Linked DNA regions of Mus musculus: region 1 is linked to region 2. Evidence: chromatin loops called from intact Hi-C (ENCODE). Cell type or tissue: heart. All regions are shown on one strand. Links, peaks and the distances in the headings refer to the core of each region. The heading gives the core; the rest is flanking DNA. Region 1 overlaps Zyg11b (zyg-ll family member B, cell cycle regulator). Region 2 overlaps Tut4 (terminal uridylyl transferase 4).

What was found. Hi-C counts contacts between places; a loop is a spot of excess contacts. Peaks named below come from ENCODE experiments on the same cell type or tissue, not always from the same donor. Only the 100,000 strongest peaks of a DNase experiment are listed, where the experiment ranks them.
Region 1: a loop joins it to region 2, with 1.9 times the contacts of the local background. A loop is called at or near these places in 2 of 42 quality-filtered maps.

What each region holds. Positions count from the first base shown.
Region 1 is chr4:108,248,292-108,258,953 of GRCm38, reverse strand. Zyg11b (zyg-ll family member B, cell cycle regulator) reads left to right here. Exons shown (of 14, transcript NM_001033634.3): 5 at 3,577-3,753; 6 at 6,738-6,802; 7 at 8,081-8,180; 8 at 8,409-8,459. Among named protein-coding and RNA genes, the nearest start is that of Zyg11a, 36 kb to the right of the region's middle. In heart, for the core only: a CTCF peak has its summit at 5,461 (motif pointing left); no DNase peak of the experiment used is centred there.
Region 2 is chr4:108,485,274-108,495,935 of GRCm38, reverse strand. It overlaps Tut4 (terminal uridylyl transferase 4), which reads right to left. Exons shown (of 31, transcript NM_175472.4): 4 at 9,319-9,482; 5 at 4,472-4,588; 6 at 609-786. Among named protein-coding and RNA genes, the nearest start is that of Gm23138, 7.4 kb to the left of the region's middle. In heart, for the core only: CTCF peaks have their summits at 4,265 (motif pointing right), 6,007 (motif pointing right) and 8,507 (motif pointing left); no DNase peak of the experiment used is centred there.

The DNA of each region.
Region 1 (10,662 bases), core at 975-8,974, 240 kb after region 2:
TATGAGACTAAGGAAAAAATACCCATTAAGCTAGGTACAACACATACCCTTTAATCCCAACACTCAGGAAACAGAAGTTAATGGATCTTTGCAAATTTGGGGCCACCGTAGTCTGGATAGTGAATTTTAGGTCAGCTAGGGCTACATAGTGAGACCTTGTCATAAAAAAAAAAAAAGTTCCATTAATGTAGCTCTGGATATGTAACCCACTGTTAACAGTCCTGTCTTGCATATGTGTGGTCCTGGGTTCAATCCTTAGCATGACGCAGAAACAGGAGTGTTGTGGGGGAACAGTGAGCCCCCTCAGCAAGGAAAGGAGCTGCTGCCAAACATGGGGAACCGGGTTTAGTCCCCAGAGTTTAGTCCACCTCAACATGGTAGAAGGAGAGAATTGACTGCCAAAAGTTGTCCTCTGATTTCTAGGTACACACATGCATGCACCCCCCACATACACACACCACACACACCCTTAAACACACACACACACACAAGTATCTTCACCTGAACATGGGGGCATCAAGCTGTAACTTCAGGATTCAGGAGGCTGAGGCAGAAGGTTTACCAGTTAGAACCCCAGTGAGCTATATTGCAAGTGTGAGAACAGCCTAGGCTTCCTAAGGAGAGCTTTGAGGCTGGGGAGAGGGCTCAGTAGTTAGAGCACAAGTTGCAAGACTTGGGAGTCTTGAAGTCTCCCAAGTTTGATTCTCAGCACCTACATGATGGCTTATAGCTATCCATAGCTCTAGTTCCAGGTAATCCAACACGCGTGCATGTGCCGCACATATATCCATATACATAAAAGTAAGCCCAAAAATTAAAAGGAAAAGTAAGGAGTCTTTGTCTTAATAAACATTTAAAGTCTAGTGTGGGCATTTGTCCTTAACCCTGGCACTTGTGAGACAGAGGCAAGCAGATCTCTTTGAGTTTGATACTAGCCTTGTCTATAAATTGAGTTCTAGGCTGGCCACGGCTATGTCGAGAGACCCTGTCTCAAGAAAGAGAGGTTGGGTAGTTGGAAAAGCATATTTGCTGCACCAATGTATAGCTTAGTGGTAGAAAACACTTTTTTTTTATCTCTGGCACAAATATTCATAAATAATAATAACCAACATATTTATTTATTTATAGATAGATTTATTTATTTATTTATTTATTTATTTATTTATTTATTTATTTATTATATGTAAGTACACTGTAGCTGTCTTCAGACACTCCAGAAGGGAGAGTCAGATCTTGTTACAGATGGTTATGAGCCATCATGTAGTTGCTGGGATTTGAACTCCGGACCTTCGGAAGAGCAGTCGGGTGCTCTTACCCACTGAGCCATCTCACCAGCCCAACCAACATATTTATGAACACACAAAATTTAAATTTGGTGGACTGGTGAGATGGCTCAGTGGTTAAGAGCACTGACTGCTCTTCTGAAGGTCCTGAGTTCAAATCCCAGCAACCACATGGTGGCTCACAACCACCCGTAATGAGATCTGACATCCTCTTCTGGTGCATCTGAAGACAGTTTAGATATAATAATAAAGAAATCTTTAGGCCGGAGCAAGCAGGTTGACTGGAGTGAGCAACCTTCATTTCCAGCAACCACATGATGGCTCAGAACTATCAGTACAACTACAGTGTACTCAAATACATATAAATACATACATACATACATACATACATACATACATCTTTAAAAAAATTAAATTTGGTAAGGCTACGTGGGCCTTAGAGATCTATATGTATATATTTTCTATACCTTATGTAGATTCAGCTTTGAAATCTAGTGAGTGTAAGACTTTATTTTGTATTTCATTTAGTAGCCAAAATCTGAAGAGGTGGATTTTATCTTCCATTTTACAGATTGTGAAACTGAGGGCCTTTGAGGTTAATAAACAATAAGTCAGAGCCAGAACTGACTTGATCTCCTAAATATATTAAATATTCCAGTGGAGTTCTCAGATAGGAACTGTAACATTTTATTTTTGTCACGAATACCTGTCACTCTGTATAAACCGGAAGAGGCTGGTGCTTGTTTTGTCTTTTTCCTTCCAGTTTCCCTCCCCCCTCCCCTCCTCTCCCCTCCCCTTCCTTTCTTTCTTTCGTTGGTTCGTTCGTTCATTCGTTCATATTTACTTACATACTTATTTACTTATAGGATTTCTCTGTGTAGCTATGGCTGTCCTGGAATTCTCTGTGTAGACCAGGCTGGCTTCAAACTCAGAGATCCTCCTGCCTCTGCCTCCTGAGTGCTGGGACTAAAAGCTGGCATTAAATCAGCTCCAGCTTTGATTTTTATAAAACTGAGCACAAAGGACTAGATCTCCAGCCCTGATTTGAAATATTCACTAACTTACTTAGAGATTAAAGATTAAAGCTCATTCATAGTTTTGCTGTAAAAGAAAGCTAAGAGGAAAAATGGCAGTTGATTCAGCTGATTAAGGAAATAGAATTAAAGGACAGTTTTGGTTTTATTTAGACCGGATCTTTCTATATCATCTGGTTTGGCCTCAAACTTAACAATCTTCCTGCCTCCGACTCCTCAGTGCTGGAAGTGCAGGCATGTGCAGTGCCCCTCCCCCTTTAAACTAAGTAAAAGAAGAGTAGTATTGTAAATTTTTAAATGGATTTTTAAAATGACACAGAAGTAATCACTTCCTTGAGTAGGCAGACACGGAAATGATCTGTATATCCATGGAGAAATCAACTGTCGAGAGGATGACAAAAGGTCATTTATGGGTGGGCAAGGAGACGTGCATTGTCTGTGTCCTGGGGCGAAGACTACATGGGGTAGCTAGAATCCGAAGTTCTTGTCTAGTTAGTTCAGTTTCTTAGTGTGGTGGAAAGCTAGGTTTTCCAGGGCTGGCGAGAAGGCTCAGTGATTGATTAAGAGTATTTGCCAGTGACTCACAACTGCCTGTATCCAAGGGATCCAATACCATCTTCTGGCTTCTGGGGGTATATACACACATAAGTAAACAAATAATTAGCTGGGCGAGGTGGCGCACGCCTTTGATCCCAGCACCACTCAGGAGGCAGAGGCAGGCGGATTTCTGAGTTCGAGGCCAGCCTGGTCTACAACGTGAGTTCCAGGACAGAGAAACCCTGTCTCGAAAAACCTAAAAAAAAAAAAAAATTGGGGTTTGTTTGTTTGTTTGTTTGTTTGTTTGTTTGTTTTAGAGAAAGGGCTTCCCTGTGTAGTCCTGGCTGCCCTGGACCTCAGCCTGTAGACCAATCTGCCCTTAAGCTCACAGAGATCAGCCTGCCTCTGCTTCTTGAGTGCTGGAATTAAAGGTGGGCTCACCACTGCCCAGCTATGAAATACATTTTAAAGAAAATTAAGAACTGAAGAATGGGGAGGACTCTAGAGGGGAAAGAAGATAAGTGAACAATGGTTTTCTTGTCAGGGAGAGGATGTGTTTTATTGCATCTGGCTGGCAGCACTGTCACGGAAGGGACTGGCAACTGAGAGTGATAATGCCCTAGGCTCTTTACATTCGAACATGCTTTTAAAGTTACTCTGTGGTGAGGGTTTGTATTTATGAGGTGAATCTAAAGGACTAATTGACTTTTTTGTGTTTTCAGCTTGTGGTTACTGGGATGAGAAACCACCCAATGAATTTGCCCGTGCAGCTGGCTGCAAGTGCCTGTGTGTTTAACTTAACTAAGCAGGACCTTGCTTTAGGCATGCCTGTCCGGCTCCTCGCTGATGTGACCCATTTGCTGCTCAAGGCCATGGAACATTTTCCTAATCACCAACAGGTGAGCACCCTCAATTCCCACTCAGGGGGTCCTGGGTTCTTCTTTCCTGCCTCCTGCTTCTGCAGAGTCGAGTTTAATAAATCAGGTCTTTTGTTTGTTGTTGGTTTGCTTGCTCTTGAACTCCTGATCCTCTCAAATCCATTTCCAACGTCCAGAGATTAGGCATGTACCACCATGCCAGAATTAAAACTTATGGGGGTTCTAGGCGTGGTGGTCTTTTCCTTCAATCTTAGCGTTTGGAAATCAGAGAGACTGGTGGATTTCTATAAGTTTGAGGGTAGCCTGGTCTTGGAGCAGCCAGAGCTACATAGAGAAAACAATACCAAGGGCTGGAAAGATAGCTATGTGGTTAAGAGCACTGACTGTTCTTCCAGAGGTTCTGAGTTCAATTCCCAGCAACTACACAGTGGCTCACAACCATCTGTAATGGGATCTGATGCCCTTTTTTTTGGTGTGTGTGAAGATTGTAATAGTATAATCACATACATAAAATAAATAAGTCTAAAAAACAAAACAAACAAAACCAAAAACACATTGGTGTATTTCACAAAGGAAAACTGAGAAAAATTAGAATAAAAGATTAGGAAGTAAAGGTATGGAAAATAATGTGCTAAGAATCAAACCCAGGCCTTGGCTGATGTTAGGCAAGCACTCTTGACACTAAGCTGCAACTTCAGCTAGATTTCTTTTGGAGATAGGAAAACATGCTAAAACTGGGCAAGAGATGTAGCTCAATTGGGAGACTGTTTGCCTAGCATACACATTCACTTATGGGCTCAGCTGGACTACAGGAGACTCAAAAAAAAAAAAGAAGAGAAGAGAAGAGCAACTGTAATAAATAAACGTAACTGGTGATAGGTGCATAGGCTAAAATTCACACATAACGGGAATTGTATATTATGTGAATTATGTCTTGATAAGTCTGTGATATAGTTCAAAAGAACCTGTGTAAATACTATGCTAATTTTTAAAAAGAACCAGTATAAATACATAAACCAGTATAAATACTATGCAATACAACCAATTAGAAGCACCAAATAATTATCAGTCTGGGGTTAGTCATACACCAGAATACTTAAAAACAGTAATGAAGCCGGGCGGTGGTGGCGGAACTGAAGGAAGAAGGGTTTTCTGTGGATTATTCTTTGAGGTTACAGTCCATTGTTGTGGGGATATCACAGCAGCAGGAGAAGAGGGCTGGCTGGTCACATCCCATCAGTAGTCAAGTAATGGTGGTTTCTAGTGTTTAGCACACCTTTTCCACTTATACAATTCATGATCCTAGTTTAGAGGATGGTACCACCCACAGTGGTTGACTCTTCTCACCTCAATTAACCTAATCAAGATAACCCCTCAGAGATGCTCAGAGGCCCATTCTTCAGGTGATTCTAAATCTACCAAATTAACAATTAACCATCATAGTAAGAGACCCTGTGACTTTGACTCAATGTGAAGAATAATAGTGGAAGATTACCAGTGTACCTCTGACTTCCACATGCTCATACACATCATACCGGTAACACATGCACTCCACAGATAAATTGCTTTAAATGAGAACATTTAATATTGCTTAATTTCTGGGGCTAGTGGTTTAGAGCACTTGCTGCTCTTTCAGAGGATCTCCATGAGTTCCGAGCACCTGCATGGCAGCCGGCAGTCACCTGCAACTCCGGCTCCTCGGGGAGTCTGCTGTCCTCTTCTGGTCTGTGCAGGCGTTGCATAGACATGGGACACATGGCATTTCAGAGTTTGAATTTTCATATTTTTCTACTCAACTGGTAAAGTCCATGCCAATGTTCCCAAATCTAATCCTTGTCCATCTGACACTCTTGTCAAGCTACTTGGCCTTAGGATGACCTTCCTATTCCCATAATAGGTCCACTGCTTTTCTTAACCATTTTTCAAGATATTGGCTCCAACATAGCCTGCTCTTTGAAATCTTGTCTTACACTAAGGGCTCTGAAGTCTGTTTTCTCTGCTTCCAGACATTTTAGATAGGGAGTGCTGCACTGCTGGGCACTCGAGAGAGGTAGTCAGGACAGTTGAAAACCAGGCAGGCTTCCTGAGGGATGAAATACCTGAGCCTAGTACTGGAGCCTCAGAGTATAGCTCAGTTGAGAGTGCTTGCTGTGACTATACAAAGCCTAGGGTCCCTAGCTTGCCTGTGATGCTAGCATTCGAGAGGTGAAAGTGGGAAGATTAAAGGTTCAGAGTCATCCTCAGCTGCGCGGGGAGTCACAGCCCAGCACAGGTGGGGGCGAGCGGGGAGGGCTAGAGAGCTGGCTTAGAGAGTTTAAGACTTGCTCTTACAGAGGACCCAGGATTGGATCCCAGTACCAACACAGCCTTCCAGGGAGCCATTGCTGTCTCTGCACATACCAGGCATACATGTTGTGAGCATATATACACACAGGCAAAATGCTCATAAAATAAATAAATAAATAAATACTTTTTAAAGTTAAAGGCCTTACAAAGATCATAATAATGTACTAATATAAAACTTGAATTGAATCACCATGTTTGAAAGTACAAAGTTTTCTGAAAATAATCAACTTTTTGATAGCAATTATAAAGAACTGACTTAAAGATCAAAATTTTGGTTAGGTGTGACAGTACACACTTTTAGTTCCAGCACTTGGGAGGCAGAGACAGGTTGATCTTTGGTAATTCGAGGCCAGCCTGGTCTACATAGCAAGTTAGGGACAGCCAAAGCTGTATAATAGAGATTTTTGTCTTAAACCAAGACAAAAGATTAATGCTTTTTCAAGATTTAAAAACAGTAGCTGGGGCTAGGGTGGAGCGTAGTTGAGTGTGTGGCGTGCAGTCCTGAGTCCCGAGCTCAGTCTCCTGCACTCGGCATGTGTACACCTTCCTCACACACATTCAGACATTTAAAAAAAAAAAAGACTGACTTTGGCTAAAAGATAACAAAATGATGTTCTATTCAGGATGGGTTTTTTCACTCTCTCCTTTTTATTCTTTAGTTACAGAAGAATTGCCTCCTCTCACTTTGCAGTGACCGGATTCTTCAAGATGTTCCATTTAATAGGCAAGTATAGCTTAACCCCCTGAGTCCAGTCCTGGGACCCATATGGTAGAAAGAGAGGTGATGCCTTCACATTGTCCTCTAAGGTCCACATGCATGCTGTGCGAGAGCATGCTTGTCTGTGTACACTCACACTTAGATATCTAAGTTTAAAAGGTTTGAGCAGACTGCAATACTAAATACTAAAATTATTTCACTGTTGAAGATAAAATGCCAGTATTTTTACATTTTGTGTGTGTGTGTGTGTTTAATACGTGTTTGCACAACATGCATGTGTTATCAGTGTGAATACCAGAGGCTGACATTGGGTTTCTTCCTCAATCGCTCCTCACTTTATTTTTCTGAGACAGGGTCTCTCACTGAACCTGGAGTTCACGGAATGGGCTAGACTGGCTGGCCATCAAGTCCCAGGGATCCTCCTGTCTCTGCCTCCCCAGAGTTAAGATTGCAGGTATGCTCTGCCATGCCGAGCTCTTTTACATGGTTGCTGGGGATTTGACTCAGGGCCGCTTGTGTGCACAGTGAGCGCATTACCAGCCGAGCCTTCTTCTCAGCCCCCATGCTCCTGTGTCTCCACCATTGCTCTCATTGTGATGAGCGCAGTGGTGCAGGCCTAGAATCTGCCTGGAAATTTAGCGAGACTCTGTCACAAAATAAAAACAAGGAGCCAGGTGTGTGTGGTAGCAAATACCAGTAATGCCAGCACGTGGAAGATGGAGGCAAGAAGATTCTCAGTTCAAAATCATCTTTGACTGTATACAGAGTTTGAGGACAGCCTGAGCTACATGAGACCCTGTCTCAAAAAAGACATAAATATGGGCTGGCAAGATGGCTTAACTGGTAAAAGTTTTCATAAAAGCCTGACCACCTGAGTTCAAACCCTAGAACCCACAGAGGAAGGAAAGAACTAATTCTCAGAAGTTGTCCTCTGATAGCTGCAGTAAATAGAGCATGCGTACACTGCACATCATACACAAACACACACTACTAGCAAGTAAAATAAAAATAATAGCCAATATAAGTAAATAAAATAAGATAAAAGGCTAGGGATATAGCTCTGTGGTAGAGCATTGACCTAGACAAGGCCCTGGATCCAATCCCCAGCACAGGAAAGAATAGAAAGGCAACATTTCCAAAACACTAACGCGTGATTTGTAGTCTCTTTCACTAAGAGGAATTCCCTTTCCTTCCCACGTCCCAAGTTGCACCATCGACCCACATCTGGCTCCCTGAAGCCATGCCTAGACCTCCACTATTGAGGAAACCCTCTTGTGTTTTCAGGTTTGAAGCAGCCAAGCTTGTCATGCAGTGGCTTTGCAACCACGAAGATCAGAACATGCAACGCATGGCCGTGGCTATCATTTCCATCCTGGCCGCCAAGGTACCTGAACTGTGCTGAGTGATTTCCTAGAGGAAGTTACTACCGCCCACATTGGGGCCCGTGCCAGAAAAGCACCTCTTTGCTGGCCTCCCTGTTAACTGTGATAAATATTGCCAAATTGGAGGTTGATGAGCTTTCAGTCTGGCCGTGGAGGCTGTTACGGCAGTCTGTAGTAAACTCACACCAGTTAATTCTTCGACATTTACTTTATCTTGTATTTGCTTCCAGCTCTCTACAGAACAAACTGCACAGCTTGGTGCTGAGCTCTTCATTGTCAGGGTAAGTTTACTGGCCCTTGATTTAGGCCACTACATAGTGTTTGCTTTTCATATTGAAGTAAATTTGTTTTATGTATATGAGTGCTTCGATCCCATGTATGTCTGTAACATGTAGAAGTGGCCTGGTGCTTGTGGAGGCCAGAAAAGCACATAGAGTCCCATGTGACTAGAGTTACAGATGGTTATGAGCTGCCATGTGGGTGCTGAGAACTAAACCCAGGGCCTCTTGAGAGCCCAAGTGTTCTTAGTCACTGAGCCATCTCTCTAGTCCCTGCTAGTTTAGTCCTCTCCTCTCCCCTCATGTCCCCTCCTCCCCTCCCCTCCCCTCCCCTCCCCTCCCCTCCCCTCCCCTCCCGTCCCTTCTCTCCTCCTCTCCTCCCCTTCCCTCACTCCCCTCCCCTCCTGACCAGGAGTAGTATGGTATATCTTTTGTGAGTGGGTATGGCTATTAAGTATGTGTTCCTGGGGGTCTAAGCCAGGGAGGGCTTCACACATGCTGAGTCAGCTTTCTATTGAAGAACCACCCCTGTTCCTGCCTATCTCTCTCTATATTTTAATTAATTTACTTTTATTCTTTGTTTGTGTGCTTTGTGTATATGAGTGTTTTCTCTGTATGTACATTTGCATACCAGAAGAGGGCATCAGATCCTGTGGGAGTACAGTTATAAATGTTTGTGAGCCACCATTGTAGGTGCTGAGAACTGGACTTAGGACTTCCAGGAGAGTAGCCATGCTCAGACATCTCTCTCTCTAGCCCCTTCACTTTTTCTAAGTGATAGTATTCAACTTTTTAAAAAATGTATTTGTAGAGCTAGGGATTGGTGCATATGCCAGGCAGATGTTCCACCTCCAAGCCTTGTGTTTTTTTTTCCATTTTATATATTTATGTATTTTTATGTGTATGAGTCTTTTGTCCACATGTATGGATGTGTACCATGGGAATGCCTGGTGCACGCAGAGACCAGCAGATGGCAGATAGTCTGAAACTGGAGTTATGGGTGTTGTGAGCCACCATGTGGATGCTAAGAGTCAAATCCATGTCTTCTGCAAAAACAACAAATACCCTTTAAACATTGAGCCATTTCTCCAGGCTCAAATCTATTTTTTTTAAATGCTGTTTTAGTCCTTGACAGATGCAGACAGCCATGAACTAGTCGTCAGTCAGTAAGCTCGGGTTAAGAACACTTGGCGCTCTTGCAGACGACCTGGGTTCCTTTCAAGCTCCCAGCCTGAGTGGCCTACAGTCACCTCAGTTCTCCTTGCAGGGGAGCCAATGCTCCTGTAGCCTGTGCAGCTACTCACACATGGTTCGTAGTCATGCGTGCAGGCACACACACACGCACGACTACGAAGCATGTTAATGTTATTGTAAGTCAAAATAAAAAGACCCATTTCAGATCCAATCGTGGTGGTACATGTCTTCATCTCAGCACTTGGGAGACAGAGGCAAGTCGATCTCTCCAGTTAAGGCCAGACTAGGCTACAGAGTGAATTCTAGGCTAGGCAGGGCTACTTAATGAGGCCTTGTCTAAAAATGCAGAGGTAGAGGGCTTTTACGAACTATGTAGATATTCCAGTAATTTTGGGTGAAAGTACATTAAAATATTTTAAGAAAGTAGTCTACTTAATATGTTACATATAACCAGAGTTAATAGTAATGATGATAATAGCTATTTTCGTTGTTTTGAGATTGAACCCAGAACCTGGCGCATGTTATTCTCAAGAGCTGGAAGTAAAGGTGTGCCCTTTCACAAAGACTGTATTTCTTAGGCTAGTTATATAGACATAGCTTATAATAAGACATGTCAAAGCTATTATTATCTTAATACCCAGTGTAGACTTCAATTCTGTTATCATTGTGTATGTGGCCCAAGAGGGACTTGAAGCTGTGACAGTACTGCCATGGCAGTGGCACAGGGCTGAATTACCATGCCCAGTCTTTTCCTTCTTAAAGACAACTTTGTTAGAATTAGTCCTTCTAATTCTTTTATCAAGTTGATAATGACCAAATTACTTCATATTCTTAAATTTACGTCCCTGGAAAGTGGTACTATGGGTGTTATTTGCTGAATTTTAATAAATACTGGTTTCCTTTCCCTTCACTCCTTCTTCCTTATTTATTTATTTATTTATTTTTGCTTTTAGTTTTCCAGACAGGGTTTCTCTGTGTAGCCTTGGCTATCCTGGAACTTGTTGGGTAGACC
Region 2 (10,662 bases), core at 868-8,867:
AGCCTAGTCTACAGAGTGAGTTTCAGGACAGCCAGGGCTACAAAGAGAAACCCTGCTCCCCCCCACCCTGGAAAAAAAATTTTATTTAATGATATCAGAATGTCTATACTGAAAATAACTGAACAAAACACTAAAATCCGCTTAAAAATCAATTGTACTTAGGGGTTGAAGATGGTTCATCAGTTAAGAACACCTGCTGCTCTTACAGTGGATCCAAGTTCTGTTCCCAGAACTCCACCAAGAGGTGCCCAACCATCTGTAACTTAAGCTCTGAAGGATCTGACACCTTCTTCTGGCTGCTGAAGGCACCTGGCACATGTGTAGCAAACATATACACATACACATTTTTATAATAAATCCCAGCAACCCAAGAACTTGGCCTCTGATTTGACACTTACATGCTCACGCATAAGCATATAAGCATTCACATAAACAAACAAAAAAATTGGCATACAAAAAGGTCATTCCTAACTCACTTAGATTCATCTATTCTTAAGAAGCAAGCAAAAAAAAAAAAAAAAGGAGGAATACATTGACTTTACCCTAATTCAAGAAGTAAAAGAATATTTTTGATTCTATGAAGTAAATATATAAAATGAATCTGGTACCTGGTAAAAATGTCATTATAACCTTTGACATTTCCTCCACAATGTCCTGGCGGATTCTGAGGTCATCATCTGTTATTCCTTGTTCTTTTGCTAACTCAACAACTGCAACACTTAAAGCAGCCAAGTGAGCAGAGGAAGGAGATGGAAGAGACCGAAGTTCACTCTCTTCTTGTTTTTCCTGTTAGTATAATGTTTCACAATAATAACAAAGTTTCCACTTTAATGTCCTTATACTTAAGAAATATTTACCTTCTGCACATGAGAAATAAAACATGCAATAAGTAAGTGAACCAAAGAAAAATTGTTGCTTTTAGGACAGGAATCAAGGATAAAAGGTACAGCAAGGGAGTTTACTAATAAGGTTTTTTTAACATAATTTTAATTTTTTAGGTTATAATTACATCATTTTATTAAATTTTAAAATCTGCTTTACAGCAAATATAGAAAGAGTTCAGTGGTTAAGAGTGTGGTCTGGGGCTGGAGAGATGGCTCAGCAGTTAAGAGCACCGACTGCTCTTCCAAAGGTCATGAGTTCAAATCCCAGCAACCACATGATGGCTCACAACCATCCTTAATGAGATCTGATGCCCTCTTCTGGGGTGGCTGAAGTCAGCTACAGTGTACTTATATATAATAAATAAATAAATCTTTAAAAAAAAAAAAAAGAGTGTGGTCTGCAGCCAGGAGGTGGTGGCACACACCTTTAATCCTAGCAGTTGGGAGACAGAGGCAGTTAGATTTCTAAGTTTGAAGCCAGCCTGGTCTACAGAGTGAGCTCCAAGATAGTCAGCTCTACACAGAGAAACTTTGTCTTTAAAAAAAACAAAGAAAAAAAACAAAAATCAGTTAACAAATTTTGTGAAGGACCCCACTTCAGTTCCCCAGTACCCATATCGAGCGGCTCACAACTGCTTTTATAACTCAATCTCCACGGGACCTGACACCCTCTCCTGGACTCTGCTGGCTCCCATAGGCAGCACTCACACAAAAGTAAATAAATAAATGAATAAATATCAAAAATAACAATTTTAAAAGAAAAACATTTTTTAAATTGTTCTACTGTACTATGAAGTATAATAAATTCTGGAAAACCTATATCAAAACTAACACAAAGGCTAATGATTCTGTAGCAGCTCTTAGGTATAACAGAAAGTTATCAATCATATCTAATCAATGCAGACAGTATCAAGTCAAATGGTTGTAAGAGTACTCCCTAACACACACACCACACACACACACACACCACACACACACACACACACACACACACACACACACACACACACCACACACACACACACACACCACACACACACACACACACACACACAATATTAGGTTTTACCACCAAACTATGAAAAAGTTTCTATGAGAATGCAGAGGACTATAACCCAGACTTTCTAGAAGATCAGGCAAGAGGACTCTCCCAGCAAAGTTATCTGAGCTGAGTCTTAGGCAATACATTAGGCAGTTTTTTGGTTTTGGTTTTTTCGAGACAGGGTTTCTCTGTATAGCCCTGGCTATCCTGAAGCTCACTCTGTAGACCAGGCTGGCCTCGAACTCAGAAATCCGCCTGCCTCTGCCTCCCGAGTGCTGGGATTAAAGGCTTGAGCCACCACGCCTGGCATATTATATTTTTTAAGAGAAAATTAAATAATATACCAATATACTTAGAAAAGTACTCCATTCAAATGTTTTTTGAGATATTAAAAAAATAATTTTGAAATTACAAGTTCTGAAGTAGAAAATTGGTAAGGATGTCTATGGTCTATACTTCTCAGTCTCATATCATGCCATTTCCTTCTAGTTCTTTCCTTCAATCTTACTGGATTCTTTCATGTCCTTACACATGTCCACTCTTCTATAGAGATCTTTCATTATGATGTTTTAATGTCCCACCTTACTATTTTGCTTTTTAAACTGCTATTTTAAAGTGCAGTTCAAAGATTATTTTCCAGGTATACTTCCCTGTTCTAGATCAAGAAAAAATATCCTTGTACATTTCCTTAGCACATTTCTCCCTCTAATAAGATGCACTATACCTAAACACTTATTTACCAATTACTAGGAAGGCCAAGAACACAAACCATGATTATCATATTCACCACTACTTACATGTAGTAAGTGGACAATAAATATCAAGCAGGTATGTGAGACAAGGTAGAAAGACAAGAAAAATTACATGAACGCAGGAGATGAAAAGAGCTCCTCGTCCCAGAGTCCACACAATAAATGTTCGCCATGAAGGCTACAGATATAGTCCTTTCATATTTTGTTAAAATAGCATGGAACAAGGTTGAAGGCATAAAGACCTGATCTTGGGAAGGACTTCATTCCTGGCTAGACATTTTCTGGAAATCTCAAGAAAGAAATAAAGAGAAATTAACTTTAAGATCCCTATAGGCTTTTATACCTTATCAATTTTAATCCTGTCAGGTACCCCACAGGAATCACCCTATAATCACATTTAGTCTCCACTAGCAATCTTTTGAAGACACAAAAGGTTCTGAAGACTCAAAACCCATTCAAATACTACATGTGACTGTTACAAAGATAATGAAGTGCTGCTCTTTGAAAACCCCACACCAATAAACTTGGGTATGCCTTACTTCCTAAGGCCTCCTTTTTCTTAACCTAGGTGATTAAAATCTACATTAAGACACAATGCAGAAGCCGGCCAGGAATAGTGTGCACCTTTAATCCCAGCCCTTAGGAGGCAGAGGTATCTCTTTGAGTTCAAAGCCAGCGTAGCCTACAGAGGAAGTTTCAGGACAGCCAGAGTTACACAAAGAACTCCTGTCTAAACAAAAGAAAAGTGTTTCTGAACATGGTGGTACACTCTCTAATCCTAGTTCTCAGGAAGCGAGTTAGGCCAGCCTCATCAACATAACCACATAAACCCTGTCTCAAACAAAGACTTTTAGGGGGAAAGGGAGATGGCTTAGTGGGTAAAGGACCCTCCCACCAAATCCTAACTATCTGAGTTTAATCCCAGAATCCAATGTAGGACAAAACTGATTCTTCCTGAAAGTTGTCCTCTGTCCTCCGAATGTATACTACTGCATGTGTGCCCATGTGCACAAAATAAATTATAATAAAAGTTAAGGAATTATCAAAATAAAGATGTCTTCCAGGGCTGGAAATAAAGCTTGGTAAACAAGTATGAGGACCTGAGTTCAGCTCCCAACACTCATCTAAAAAGTCAGTTGTGGAGTCAACAATGAGAGAGGAAGAACAAGACTTCCTGGCCGGAAGCCTAGCTCCAGGTTCAGACCATATCTCAAAGGAATAAGGCAGACAGAGACTGACAGAGCAGGACTCCCAAAGTCTTCCCATGACCTCAGTACAAGTCATTAACACCTTCATAAATACACACAACACAGTCTTTTAATAAATCCCAATCCTACTTCACACTGATTGTCCTGGAATTCCATTTTGAATTAAAGCCAAAGATCCAGTTTCCTTAAAAAATTAAGGGAACTCCTCATGCTACTGCAGAATGAAGCTGTGCCTTCTCTCTGCTGCTGCTGTTCAGAAAATGGACAAATTAACTATACCTGAGAGATTTAATTTTAATTTTATGATTCTTTCCTTTTAAAAAAAGATTTACTTATTTTATACATATGAGTACACTGTATGCTGTCTTCAGACATAACAGAAGAGGGCATCAGATCAATGCTCTTAACCTCCGAGTCATCTCACCAGCCCCAGATTCAGTTATCTTTAGCATGATTAAACTGGTACCTAGAAGGTTCCTTCTAATCACAGGAGATAAATTAATCACAGCTTTCAAGGCTATCACTTTAGTTATTAATATGCTTTTACAATTCAAATACTAAAGAACATTTTTAAAAGTAACTTACCAAAATATTTTTCTTATGTCGTTTTTCTTTTATATGTTTATGTGCTCCTTGGATGTTTTCAATGTGAATTAAGCAAAGTTTGCATAGATAGCGGCAATTGGTATATTCTGGTGACCGCTGAAGAAACAAGTTTAAAAACACATCTTTTCAGTAATCCAAGAAGTGATAGATTAGATAAGTGAACAATGTAATTATATAACCGCAACAGACAGGAAAGGCACTGAGGAACTGCTATGAAGCTCAGTGGTAGAACACATGCCTAGCATGTGCTAGGACTTCAGGTTAGACACCCACTAGCACCACAAGAAAGAAAACAAGAAAGCACTGCAAGAACACTGATGTTTAATAAGCAGTCAGAACTAATATACTCAAGATAATTAACGTTTTCAAGATAGCCATTATAGAATATCAAATACTAACTTCAAACTGTAGCACAAAAATGCTAAATAGGCTTACTACTACTTATCTAATATCATCTTGCTCCTTAAATCTTATTCCAATGTTGTTCTCAAAATCAATTTCAAACTTAATTTTTGGTCTTTATGAGTACTCTGAAAAATAAAATATACCCTTATGTTGAGATATGAAATGAATGGATCACATTATTGAAGACAATTTCCAAGACTGTATTCTAAAAATGTTCCAATCAATCACAGTATCATGAGAATAAACTGATATTCTCTTGAGGTAAATGCTCTGAAGGAACAACAATTTGGGCACGTTAAAATTCAAGTCACAATGCCTCCATGAGATCCAACTGTAAGGCATTTTCTCAATTAGTGATCAAGGGGGAAAGGCCCCTTGTGGGTGGGACCATCTCTGGGCTGGTAGTCTTGGTTCTATAAGAGACCAGGCTAAGCAAGCCAGGGGAAGCAAGCCAGTAAGTAACATCCCTCCATGGCCTCTGCATCAGCTCCTGTTCCCTGCCCTGCTTGAGTTCCAGTCCTGACTTCCCTGGTGATGAACAGCAGTATGGAAGAGTAAGCCAAATAAACCCTTTCCTTCCCTCCCCCCTCCAAAAAAATTACAAGTCACAGTACTTCACTCATGATTTTGTTTTCTCAAAATAATAAAATAAGTGGTTGAAGGTATCAGACACTATGCCAAATCCTTCATATATCAATTGTCATTTTAATTCTTAATAATCCAGTAAGATTAATATTTTTATTTTATAGATATAAAAACTATGAAGCTTGGAACTTCACACCAATTCAATAGTACTGAAGACATAATGAATTTCAGTTCATACGTATCTAAGTCCAAAGTCAACACTCCTTTACAGTAAAAATAACACCTATATGCATTAAATAAAAAGAAAGCTTTAAAATGCTAATTTTATATCACTCTTTCTATTGTCTTACATTAAAATTTCAGTAATATTTAGCATTTTGTTTCAGATTAATCTTCAATATTCAATGGAATGCCTGACAAAAGGGTTTTTTCATCTGGAAATATATATTTTTGGAGGGGGGAAATAAAGATTTATTTATTTATTTTATGCACGAGTACACTGTAGCTTTCTTCAGACACACCAGAAGAGGGCATCAGATCCCATTACAGATGGCTATGAGCCACCATGTGGTTGCAGGGAATTGAACTCAGAACCTCTGGAAGAGCAGTCTGGAAGAGCACTGAATCATCTCTCTAGCCCTATATATTCTTTTTAAATAAAAAGATTTTATTTATTCATATTCCATGTATGTTAGAATTTGGTTTAAAAGTATTTAAGTGCACTGCATGTATATGATGGCCCCAGAAGATAATGTCCAAGATCCTCTTAACTGAAATTACAGAGATGTTGTGAACCATAACGTGGGTGCTAAGAATTGAACTCAGGTCCTCTGTCAGAATAGCAAATGCTCTTAAAACACTAAGCCATCTCTACAGCCTCAATAAATGATATCCTTTAATAAGAAACCTGCATCAAATTTAGAAACAATCCTACCATAGACTACTAGAAACAAACTCAACATTTATAGAGCATTATTAACTTTTAAGACTGTTAAGTTTCTCTATTTTACTGACAAAGGATTTAAACCTCAAGTATTAAACTATTTCCCTGAGGCAATAAGCAAATAAATATACCGCTCTAATCTTTATTTTAAAAGAACCGTTTGTTTTCTAAGAACAGGAGTGAGACTGATTCAGAGTCATTAGCATATTGCAAATAATCCAGAAAGAGGTAACAAAAGTGGCAGAGTACTAAAAAGAGCTTAATTTGGGAAGTGAAAATAGATATACCTAATACCTAATAAAGCCATAAAGTATTGATGAGATCACTGAGGGAGTCGTTAAATCTGTGATTAAAATGCTAGTGGATAGACCATGTCTAGATTCTTTTAGTGGGGCAGGAGAAACCCAACTTCAGACAAAAACACTGAGTAAAAAGGAAGAAATACTAGGATGGTATTTCATTTTGGAATAAATATCATAGAGGCCTACTTCGATGTCTATATTTATGTAACAAAAAACAATTTTAAATGAATATAGACTAGCTAATCTTTATACTTGATTTTATGTCAAAAACTTCACTTACATTATCCTATTGAACACAACAGTTCTATGAGATAGGTGGTATGTATATATGTTCACACACATGTGTATTTGGGGAACCTCAGCTATTACTCCTCTCCTTCTATCTTGTTTGAGGCAGGGTGTGTTATTCACTATCATGTCTACTAAGCTAGCTGATTTGTGAGCTTCTAGATATTCTACTGTTACTACCACATCTAGTTTAATATGAATTTAGCAGACCTAAACTCTAATCCTTATGCTAGTGTGGTAGTCTCTTTATCCACTGAGCCATGATTCTGGTCCTAAGAAGGTGATGAAGAAACTATTAAGTTAAATAGTTAAGGGGCTAGAGAGATGTCTCACAGATTAAGAGCACTGTCTGCTCTTCAGAAGACCCAGGTTCGATTCCCAACACGCACATGGCAGCTCACAACTATCTTTCTTTACTCCAGTTCCAGGGGGTCTGATACCCTCTCCCAGACTCTGCAGGCACCAGGCATCTACATGATGCACACACACACAGATGCAGACAAAACACCTATGATACACTTTAAGTAAAAAGAAAGGGGGGAAAAATCCTTTAAAAAGGGCTAAATAGCATATTGTTTCCTACCAGTAAGTGACAGTGGTAAACCAAATGACTCCAAAATCCACCTGCTTTACTATATGCATATTAACTCTAATTATGGACCAACTGTTATACAGTAATAAATAAAATACAAAACGGGACAAGTGTTCTCACAAGGATTTCTTTCATCAATCTAGGTATTTTGCTTTTCTAAACTATATAAAATCATACTATTACCTTCATTCCTTTCTTATTTGAAAATAATGTCCTACCTTTTTGTATACATATTTATAAACTTCATAAGTACATATTTCTCTGCAGTTTGGTTTTTGATTTTTTCAATATCTAGTGGTGTTTTTATTGCTTAACCTATGAATGTGTTTCCAGGTTAAAAAATTAATTAGCACTACACATGTAAAAACAAAAAAACAAAAGAATAGTTTCTTATTTCTAATATTCAGTAAAAGGAGAAAAAGAATTTAACAATATGTATAATAATATAAACTAGTATTTAATAATTTATTTTCATCCATCTGAATAACTGAATAAATTGTGGGGGGGACGACTAAATCTAAGGTCTTTTGCTTGCTAGGCAAATGCTTTGCTATGAACTCCATTTCAAGCTAGACTTTTAACTTCTAATGGAAAGTCACAGCCACTTTAATCAGCACACACCTAGCGTCTGGCACTGCTGTGCCATGTGACAAGCACTCCATATTTACTAAGGGAAGGAGTAAATAACCAGTCAGCAACTCATTTTAAATCAACCCAAGTAGCATTTTAGTAAATATTTTAAGCTTTGGAAAATAGTAAACATAGGGAATGAAGAGATGAGTCAATAGTTAAAGAGTGTATACTGCTCTTCCAGAAGACCCAAGTTAGTTCCCAGACTCCATAGGGCATCTCACAGCCATGTGTAACTCTGGCTCCATCAGATGCCCTCTTCTGGCTTCCAAGGGAACCTACACTCACATGCACATATCCCATACAAATAATACACACATACATATAATTAGAAATGTAAATAAATATTTTTTAACAATAAGAAAAACAGTAAATACTAGAAAGGCATGACCATTCATTCATACAATCACAACACTCAGGAACCTTTATGAGGTACAGCCTAGGCTACAGTCATAAAAGGCAAACAACAGGGAATGGAAGGGAAGGAAAATGCAAAGGAAAAGGAAGAAAAGGAAAATAAAAGAGAAGGAGGGGAAAAGAAAGATAACAGTAAATATTTTAAGCAAGCCAAATGGTCTCCAGTCAACTTTGCCATCATAGCACGGAAGCAGCCATAGATAATATATTAAAAAAATGAGTATGGCTGTGTCTCAGTAACTATTTACAAAAAAAGGAAGTAAAATATATCTCCATATTCAAACAAAACCAAGCGATAGATCATAGTTTGTTAATGCCTACAATAAATAAAAGTCAACTTATGCCAGGTGTGATGGCCCACCTTTAATCTCAGCAATCAGGAGGCAGAGGTAAGTAGATCTCTGAGCTCATAGCCCACCTGGTCTACATAGTGAGTTCCAGACCAGCCAAGACTACACAATAAGACTGTTTCTCAAAAAGAGCAAAAAACCAACAAACAAAAAAGAGGTGATTTTACAAGGACATTGGCTGACTGGGGGTGGAGTGTTGCCTAAGAGACCAGAATACTATGTGTCTCATCATTAAAAATGATACAAAGTGTTAAGTGTAGGAAAAGTCATAAAGCATATATTTCTCCCTCAGTAACTAACATAGCATAGCATACTTTTTCAAGTCGGAAGATGTGATCTCTTTCTAGACGTTCTTCTGCTTGTTTCAAGCCTAGCCTCTGCTCAGGTGTCAAAGCAGATTCATCTATTACAGTGGCATTTTCTAAATAGTCCATCTCAGAAGAATTTTCTTTGTTAGATTCCTCACTCTTCATTTTACCTACAAAGGAAGCAATCAGTTATATCATCATTAAATAAATTATCATCATTAAAAATGATAAAACAATAAACACTTAACTATGGGGGTAAACTCTTTCTGTATACATTACTTGGTTGTACAAGCTGTTAGTTTATGTTAAATAAAATATATGCATGGTAAGCTCATGAGATGGCTGAGAAGGCTTGGCCAGGCCACTAAGCCTGATGACCTAAATTCAATCCCCAGAATTCATATCCAGATATGTACTCCATGTGCACACCCATACATAAAATAAATGAATAAATGTAATCCTTTTAAAAAGCAGTGCTAGCCAAGTGGTGGTGGTAAACACCTTTAATCCCAATACTCAGGAGGCAGAATAGATCCCTGTGAGCTCGAGGCCAGCCTGGTCTTCAGAACAATTTCCAGGACATCTAGCTACACAGTGAAATCCTGTCTTAATAAAAAACAAAAACAAAAACCAAAAAAAAAAAAAAAAAAAGGAATACTAAGGGACTAAAGAGATGGATGGCTGAGCAATTGAGCACATCGGTGGTAGGCAAGCATGATAATATCCCCCCTTACTCTCAGCAATGGGTAGGCAAAGGCAGACACATCTAACTTCAAAGCCAATTTGGTCTACATGGTGAATCACACAACAGCCAGAGCTACATAGAGAGACCCTGTCAAGGAAAAAAAATAAAAGAAAAATAACATAAAATAAAAGCAGCACTGGCTGCTTTTCAAGGTTCTATTTCTAGCACCTACATGACAGCTTAAAACTATCTGTAACTCCAGTCCTAGGGATCTGATGCCTTCTTCTGGCCTCCATTAACACCAAGTCAACCAGGTCTAAATAGCAATCTTCTAAGAGATCCAAGGCTACAAAGCAAGACCCTACATCAAAAATAGGGTATATACTAGTCTTCCAGAGAAACAGATTTTGACTCCCAATACCCACACCACCTATAATACCAGCTCTAAGAGATCAAAGGCTTCCTTAGACACCCACACTCGGACGCACATACCAATATAGACATATACACAATTACAAATAAAATAGGGGTGGAAAAATAGCTCAGTGCTTAAGAGCACTTAAAGCTCTTGTAGAAAACCCAGGTTTGATTACTAGCACCCATAACAGGTAAATTTCCAAAGAATCTGATGCTCTCTAACCTCCACAGATAACTATCTGCACAGA